2 separate regions of the Homo sapiens genome follow, and region 1 is linked to region 2. The links are chromatin contacts, found by Hi-C or POLR2A ChIA-PET in ENCODE. All regions are on one chromosome and are shown on one strand. Each heading gives the region's core, a stretch centred on a gene start or an enhancer-like site at or near the end of the contact. The rest is flanking DNA. Distances are from core to core; before and after follow the strand shown. Region 1 has its middle 30 kb from the start of C18orf54. Region 2 overlaps POLI (DNA polymerase iota).

Region 1 (4,081 bases), core at 52-2,551, 100 kb before region 2:
AAATCTTTCCTGGTTTTCCCCAGGCCACTTAGCTGATCCATCTTCTGTGCTTCTTTATCAGTTGTTCTATCTTCATTTCTCTGAAGCAACACTTACCTGGTTATAGTATACATTTCTCCACTTACATATTTCCTCCACTGAGTTCCTCATGATAGAGCGACGCCTTATTTGTGATCACCACCCCCCACACCCCCCGACACACACAGCCCTAGAACAGTGCCAGGAGCCAAATAAATACTAGTTGAATAAAGTACTATAATAAACTATTAAACAGAGTCCCCACATTCTACTCTATGAATTCTGGACATCTGGTGCCACATTAAAAAAAAAAAATTGAAAGCTAGAAAGCATCTAGAAAGGTGAAACGGTAAAGAAGAAATAAAACTTTTACCAAAGAAATAATTTAGAAACATTGAGCCTAAAGGATGGAACATTACTTCTGTTGATTTCAACAGAAATTAGGAAGATTGAAATATGTATATGAAATTGTCTTAAGAGGCAAAATTAAGAGTAAAATGTGAAGACAGAAATGTAAATCATGACTTAACTGAAGCAAGTATATGCTAAGAAACAAAGCATTCCGACTGCAGAGAATTTTCCACTTCCAGAATTGCTCATATAAAACTATATGACCATCTTGATGAAAAGTAATGAAAGGAATGCTCTATGCTCCTGCTATATTGAGGGTGCCATTCATGTAACTCCAGAATATAAACAGTAGTCCCAATTTCTAGTTCATGAACTATTTTATGAAGTTATCACATTCATTAGATTTTGAAAATATTGGCTCAAGAGTTTTCACGGTTCCTCAGTTTTCTAAATGACCTGGTATTTTCACTACCTTACCCATATGCCCACATTTCTTGGACAGGCTATGCAATATGTTGCAAAACAAGGAGGGCAAAGGAGGATGAGTGAGATATTTTATATTTACATTGTGATGAGCTCTCTCATCAAAACCTTCCTACAACCTGATCAGCTTCTGCACTAGTTATCAATGTACGGTCTCTCAGCTCCCAATTCACCCCAGAGGGTCTCTCCTGCTGCTTTCTGGCAGCTACACCATCAATAAGAAGCGTGGGTGTGAAGACATCTGGGGCAGCTCTGCCCTAGCCACGCTCTGGTAATGTATTATTCTTAGTGACTTTATAGACCTCATCCGGGCTGGTGATCACCTTCTACGACCCTCCCAAAAGAGACACCTCACACTCCAGATGTCCTGCCAGCACTAGTGCCCCTCCCCCAACTCTTTCTGCATTCTCACACACTGAGTCACCATTGTGGCTTCCTGCTTGCCTGGTAACTAAACACCAGCCAGCACTGGTCTGAGCAAACCATAACTTTCACTGCAATCCAGCGAGCCACAGTTACCCTTTTTTCAACAAGGTCTGAATCCAGACTTTGGGCTCCCTCTTCCAAGTCTGCCCTTTCTTGGGTACTCTCCCTCAACTAGTTTAAAACTTTTTTATTAAACTTCCCTTGTTTAAAATCACTATTTGGTTTGCTTCTAGATTAGACCCAAACTGATAGTGACCATTGAGCCAGGCTTGAAAAAGCAACACAATGCAAAACCACATGTGGTCTGCATGTGTTCCCTAAATTCATGTGTTGGAAACTTAATTCCCAATGCAACAGTATTGGAAGACAGAGACTTTTGGGAGGTATTTAAGTCATGAGCAGAATCAATGTCATTCTAAAAGAGCTTGGTGAAGGAAGCTGGTGGATCCCTTTTGCTTTCTGTCCCTTCCATCATGTAATGACACAAAGTTCCCCCCCTCCAAAGAATGCAGCATTAAGACGCCATTTTAGAAGCAGAGAGCAGCCATCACCAGACAGCCAAACATCTGCCAGCAGCTTGGACTTCCCTGCCTCCAGAACTGTCAGAAATATATTTATGTTTTCTATAAATTACCCAGTCTCAAGCATTTTGCTGTAGCAACATAAATGGACTTGACTCTTTATAATGGACTGAATTTTCCTAGATTTAGTCCTAAATCTGTAAAACTGAACATATAACTGATGAAATGGAAAACATTTAAAAACTAAAAAATCTGTTTTGAGGGCTCAAGAGGTCAGAAGGCTACAGCAACGTCATCCAAAATACACAACTGTTGCTCCTATTTAATGAACAGGAGCAGCAACATCAAAAAAAGAAATAGCTCCTCCAAAATAGGTTTAATTTACCTCATTTTAAAGTGGATTTTCAGGCAGTTGGAGTTGGGACCAACAGGCGGAGCACAGAGGATTTTCAGGGCAGTGAAAATAGTCTGTATTGAGACTGCCAGGTGGAAATGGGTTCCCAGAGAAATTCCAACAGGCCTGTGCACTGGGATGAGTGTGCACTGGGGTGGAGCCACAGAAGTTCATGCCATTTGCAGCAAGGAAAAGCCTGGCCCTTCCTCTTCCTGGGTGAAACCTGGAATTCGATCTGGGAGGCAGGAAGCACACTAGCAGGGACTCTGGTTTTTCAGAGTCCTTGTTTCCCTTTTTTCCTTTTTGCCCGATAAATTCCATTATTCTCACCCCTCAAAGGGTCTACAAGCCTAATATTTCAGGGCTATGTCACAAGGACCCAGCTCTTAGCTGCACTAAGGAGTAAGTCCTACAACAGCTTTGGTGCCCAATGTTTAGAAGTGAATGAAATGGGGACTCAAAACCTCTCACTGTCCTTTCTAACCTTTTTCATCCTTGGACTTCTAAGGGTAGGGGAAACTGTGCTCCTACCTCTGTCACTCCCAGGGGTCGGGGCATTTCCATGGCCTTTTCCTTTCTTTTTTGGGATAGACAGGCAAGCAGGGGCTTCTCACTCCTCCTTCCCTCCTGGTGTTAGCTGGGGGTCCTTGCTCCCAGAGCTCCCAAGATGGTGGTGGGCGCTTCCAAAATGGCGGCGGGCGGCTCTCAAGATGCTGGCAAGCCTCGTGTTCTCTGACTTGGGGTTCTCGGCCTCACAGATTCCAAGGAATGGAATCTTGGGCCATGCAGTGAGTGTTATAGCTCTATTGGAAGCCGTGGGTCACGGAAGAGAACCGTGGAACCCAGTGACTAGTGTTCAGCTCGAATAGCACAAACCTGGACACTTAGCCATGCAGGAACAATGGCAAGCCTTTAGCCCGATCCGGAGTGGCAATGGGCGCCTCACTGGATCAGGAGCACAGCAGACACCCTGCTGGATCCAGAGGATGGAAGTCAGCGGCGGGTCTGCGACGGCGGCAAACAGCAGTGGTGGACGGCGAGCAAAAGCTCAGCTTGAGCCGTAACAAACATAGACCAGAAGAGAGTGCAGCTGCAAGATTTAATAGAGTGAAAACAGAGCTCCCATACAAAGGGAGGGGACCCAAAGAGGGTAGCCGCTGCCTGCTCCAATGCCTGGGTTTATATCCCTATCATTGTCCCTCCTGCTGTGCTCTCAGGCAATAGATTCTTGGCTACTCTTTACCTCCTGTTTTTGCCTAATTAGAATTTTAGTGAGCTCTCCTTATTACCTGATTGGTCAGGTGTGAACTAAGTTGCAAGCCCCTTGTTTAAAGGTGGTTGTGGTCACCTTCCCAGCTAGGCTTAGGGATTCTTAATCAGCCTAGGAAATCCAGCTGGTCCTGTCTCTAACTGGCTGGGGCTGGGGAATGCCACGAGATCTTCCCCTTCCCCTGCCAAGGGGTTCAACTCCAACAGATAGTAATTAAGTTTTTCTCCCTGGTGGAGCAACCAGTTGTATAAGAATAAGATGCTCTTCCTCAGGCATTTTTAAACTGTTTCTTTTCTTCCCCTTCTCCAACCCACCAGCAGTTAACTTTTAAGTGAGGTTTTTCCTTCAGAAGATGTTTTACTAGGCTAGGAATGATAAGGATCACTGTTTATATCCTCTGTAAAGTTTTGTGAAAAAGGATTTGTGAGGCTGATCTTCAGCTGTAGCCAATCTGGTGTGCTTTGCATGTCTGCATGGTTCGTAGCAAACTTCGCTGCAGGCCTCCATCTTGTTCTACATCCTGGGGGTGCGGCAAGGCTTTGTTTAGCAATCCTGCCTTAGGGAATAAGTCCTTTCTGGTTTGATATCTGTATGTTTTCCTAGCCTGCTCTCTTACAG
Region 2 (3,836 bases), core at 1,124-3,623:
CCTGATAGAATAAAAGCATTTAATTGCTTGCTAATTCCCTGTGAAGACCCTCCATTTTTGGAGCATATTTCTCATTCAAAGTTGGCTTATTTAAGAGTTCAACCTGCTAATGAAACTGTTGGAAAACTAGTCCATACCTGTCCCTAATTTCTGAATTACATGTGAAGGAATAGGGCACTGACGACTCTCACGACCATAGTGCTTCTCAGAGGAATACCGACGGATTATTAATCTCACTGTATGAGGCTTCCTTCCATCTTGGCATACTCTAAAAATAAAGAGAAAGTGGAAATAAGGAATTAGAAAAGTATTACCTTTTTAAATTATGTAACATCTCATTTATCTAAAGGTGCCAGATTTTGTTAAATATGACAATTATACATATAGCAGATAACAAAATAGTAAGCAATAAAGGTCCCTGAGTATCCAAATAATCATCACAAAGTCTATGCACTAAAACTCTGAATGTTTAGATGTCAAGCTCTCAGGCCTCACTCAGAATTGAGTGCTGTCAGAAATAGAAGAGATATAAGATACAATCATAACAAACTGTTTTATAATACAGATCCAAAACAAAACTAAAAGCAACCAATTTTTTTTTTTTTGAGATGGAGTCTCACTCTGTTGCCCAGGCTGGAATGTGGTGGCACAATCTCAGCTCACTGCAACCTTCACCTCCCAGGTTCAAGCAATTCTCCTGCCTCAGCCTCCTGAGTAGCTGGGACTACAGGCATGTGTGACCACACCTGGCTAATTTTTGTATTTTTAGTAGAGAGGTGGTTTTGCCATGTTGGCCAGGCTGGTCTCGAACTCCTGACCTCAGGTGATCCCCCCACCTCAGCCTCCCAAAATGCTGGGATTACAGACGTAAGCCAACACACCTAACCAAAAGGCAACAAATTAAAATCAGCAGGAAATTTAAGAAACTGAATCATTCACTGACAAAAGCAAATAAGTGAAAAATAACAAAAGAACTTTTTTCAAACTTTTTTCTTACGAGATTACCAAAAAAAAGATTTTTTTTTACAAAATGACATTACTTTTGTTAAAGAGTAATCACTATTACCATTATATGATAGCTTATTAGAGCAATATCTTAAAAGAGCATATACTATATTTAGTATATAATTAATATACAATATGAGTACATGCATTTTTTAGAAGAGTTTCATGCAAATGTCTTGGTTTTGGTGTTGAAACAAAGGTTTTAGTGATATGACAAATTCACTTAAGTAGTACTGGAAAAAATGTCATTAAAGGATAACATTTCCCTTTTTATACACATGGCAATGCATATAAAACCAAATCTCAAACATAAAATGCAAGTATTGCACATTGTTAAACACACTCAACTTGAAGATTCTGATCTGAAAAAAATAGTTCTGGGCCAGGCACGGTGCCTCGTACCTGTAATCCCAACACTTTGGGAAGTTGAGGTGGGAGGATCACTTGAGCCCAGGAGTTCAAGACCAGCCTGGGCAACATAGCAAGACCTCATCTACAAAAATTTAAAAATTAGCTAGGCTTGATGGCAGGTGCCTTCCCAGCTATTCTGGCGGTTGAGGTGGGAGGATTGCTTGAGCCCAGGAGGCTGAGGCTGCAGTGAGCCCTAACTGCACTACTGCCATCCAGCCTGGGTGACAGAGCAAGACCCTATCGCAAAAACATAAAAAATTAAATAGTTCTGTAGTAAATAATTTTTTCTATCTCTTACTGCTTTGTGACAAAACTTCTCGATGGCTGCTTAACTAGGATAAAATACCTTAAATGGTTACTAGTTTAAATATCTTCCAGTTAAACGTGTTATATTAATTATGCAATTCAAAGAGTATGATATGCTAATTAAGACACATTAGAAAAAGGCTGTATCGTAAGCAATCTTAAACTAGTGCCTAGAGGATGGATTAAAAATAATACGGTTTTACATTTCTTACATACCTATAGTATTAATCATAACATACTCTAGAGAAAACAAAACTAATTATACACAAATACACACACACACACACACACACACACACACACACTCCTGTAATTTTTTTTTTTGCAAGTCACTTAGATGGTGTTATAATTCAGTCACTGAAATAAGGGCCCGTGGTGTGGGAGAAAAGGAGCCGGGAAGCAGAGATACAGACAAATGGTTAATTTCACAGGTTTTGTATGTCACAGGTTTAGAGCACCTGGTCTCACTTCTGGGTTGACTCTTCAAATAAGAGAACCTGTAAAACTTATACTTCTTGTGGTTTTTCTATGTGAAGAACTGTCTCCAAAGGTTAGGCATTTCAGGGTAGTCTTCTATTTAGCTGAAGCAAATGACCCAGTTTCACTAGCATACTCGCAGGCCCAGCCTGAGTCATATCACGGGAGGCCAGTCATACAGCCAGCCCCAGCTGCATGCAGCCAACAATGAGCTGCATGGCTCTGCTCAAGACATTTGAGTGCCACATTGCACACGACAGCAAAGTTGGAGGAAATTTCACTTCTTCAGTTTTCTCAGACTTAGAACCAACCAAAAACCATTTTCTCTAAATACAGTTAGTCCTCCTAGAATCATTAGAGAAGCACACCTACTCTAAACTGTTAGAGCCCTGAAACCACAATTTGAGAAATTTCTAACAAGAAGAGGAGAAACAAAGAAATGGGACGAAAACAGATAATACTCATCTGTGGAATATGGAATATTGAGAAATACATGTATAATGACAAGGAGCACCACAAAATTAAATTTCCTTTTCAGTTTATCTTGTACTACTCATATATTTATAACCCCAGTTGATACTCTTTACATACAGATCAGAAACCCTGCACACACCTGCAGTCACTCACCCTACTCACACACAGCGCCAGCTAGCCATTCTTTCCTTCGACTCCATTTTATTTTACAGTCTGAGGCAAAAGAGATACAAGGGTTCTTCTGCTTCTTCCATCACTGTTACTTTAATAATTTCCTATCCTCAACAATCACAAATTTATATAGTTGTTCCTGTATCAGGAGTTTTAGAATTATGACAGTATTATTCCTCTTTGCATTTTTTTCTTCTTAATGAAATGCAAGTAACTATTAGCAGAGGCACAGATAAATGGTTAATTTCACGGGTTTTGTATTTCGCATGTATTTGTATTTAGCATGGTACTAACTTAATGAAATGCAACTAACTATTAGGTTGAGGGCAGAGGCTTTGCAATTGCCACAGGGAAAAATTAAAACTTCTTCTTCTCACCTGAAGACCAGAATAAGTCTAGAAATGTTAGAAATATCCATAAAACCCCTTTAGGTAACTATCTGCAGCTTTAGATCCATAGCATAACCACAGTGTTAACAGAATTAAGACCAATGAATTCAATTTAGGTAAGACCCCCTATTACCATCTTTACAACAGTTTATAAAGCAGAGAAATCCCATGATAAATTATTTTTACATTGTTTAGTCTCCAGATAATCTGTCAGTTCCAAGATGGAACATCAAATATTCTTTCCACATACCGTATATAGAATGAATACATAGGATGACTTGGCAAAATGGATTGAAAATCACCTGTTTAAAAGACTAGCAAGTAGTTCTTCAATCTTATTTTTAGCTTCAACTTCAGATGAACATTTTTTAAATGAATCTTCTTCACTAAAGGACTATCAAAGAAGCATAAATAAGGATTAGCACAAACTCAAATAACTATATCTAATTATTATCAGTGTACAGTCAAATAAATATTCAATACATTCTTCACTAACTTACCTCTTGTCCTTAGTTTGAGCCATTTAGTTCACTTTTATATTAACAGTTTTTTATCTGCAAGCTATTGTACTCACTAGAAAGTTAATATAAAATATTACTGTAT

The links. A loop is a pair of places that touch in the nucleus more often than their neighbours do. ChIA-PET counts read pairs that join two places held with the same protein, here RNA polymerase II (POLR2A). Pooled maps may share reads with other maps.
Region 1: a map with no recorded cell type shows a loop between it and region 2 (5-fold over the local background). The contact joins two enhancer-like sites. A Hi-C loop is called at or near these places in 1 of 168 maps with a recorded cell type or tissue (HCT116), 5 of 37 single-sample maps with no recorded cell type and 7 of 50 pooled maps. POLR2A ChIA-PET finds 5 or more read pairs at or near these places in 5 of 52 experiments (H1, HEK293, Panc1 and 2 more).

The regions. Positions count from the first base shown.
Region 1 is chr18:54,386,116-54,390,196 of GRCh38, reverse strand. No RefSeq gene overlaps it. Among named protein-coding and RNA genes, the nearest start is that of C18orf54, 30 kb to the right of the region's middle. RefSeq lists an enhancer at 2,940-3,625. Within about 2 kb of position 1,301, at least 7 of the 41 ENCODE cell types and tissues checked have a DNase peak (open chromatin) inside an H3K27ac peak, as active enhancers do.
Region 2 is chr18:54,283,713-54,287,548 of GRCh38, reverse strand. It overlaps POLI (DNA polymerase iota), which reads right to left. Exons shown (of 10, transcript NM_007195.3): 7 at 3,536-3,627; 8 at 138-268. Among named protein-coding and RNA genes, the nearest start is that of POLI, 16 kb to the right of the region's middle. RefSeq lists an enhancer at 2,150-2,339. Within about 2 kb of position 2,373, at least 4 of the 41 ENCODE cell types and tissues checked have a DNase peak (open chromatin) inside an H3K27ac peak, as active enhancers do.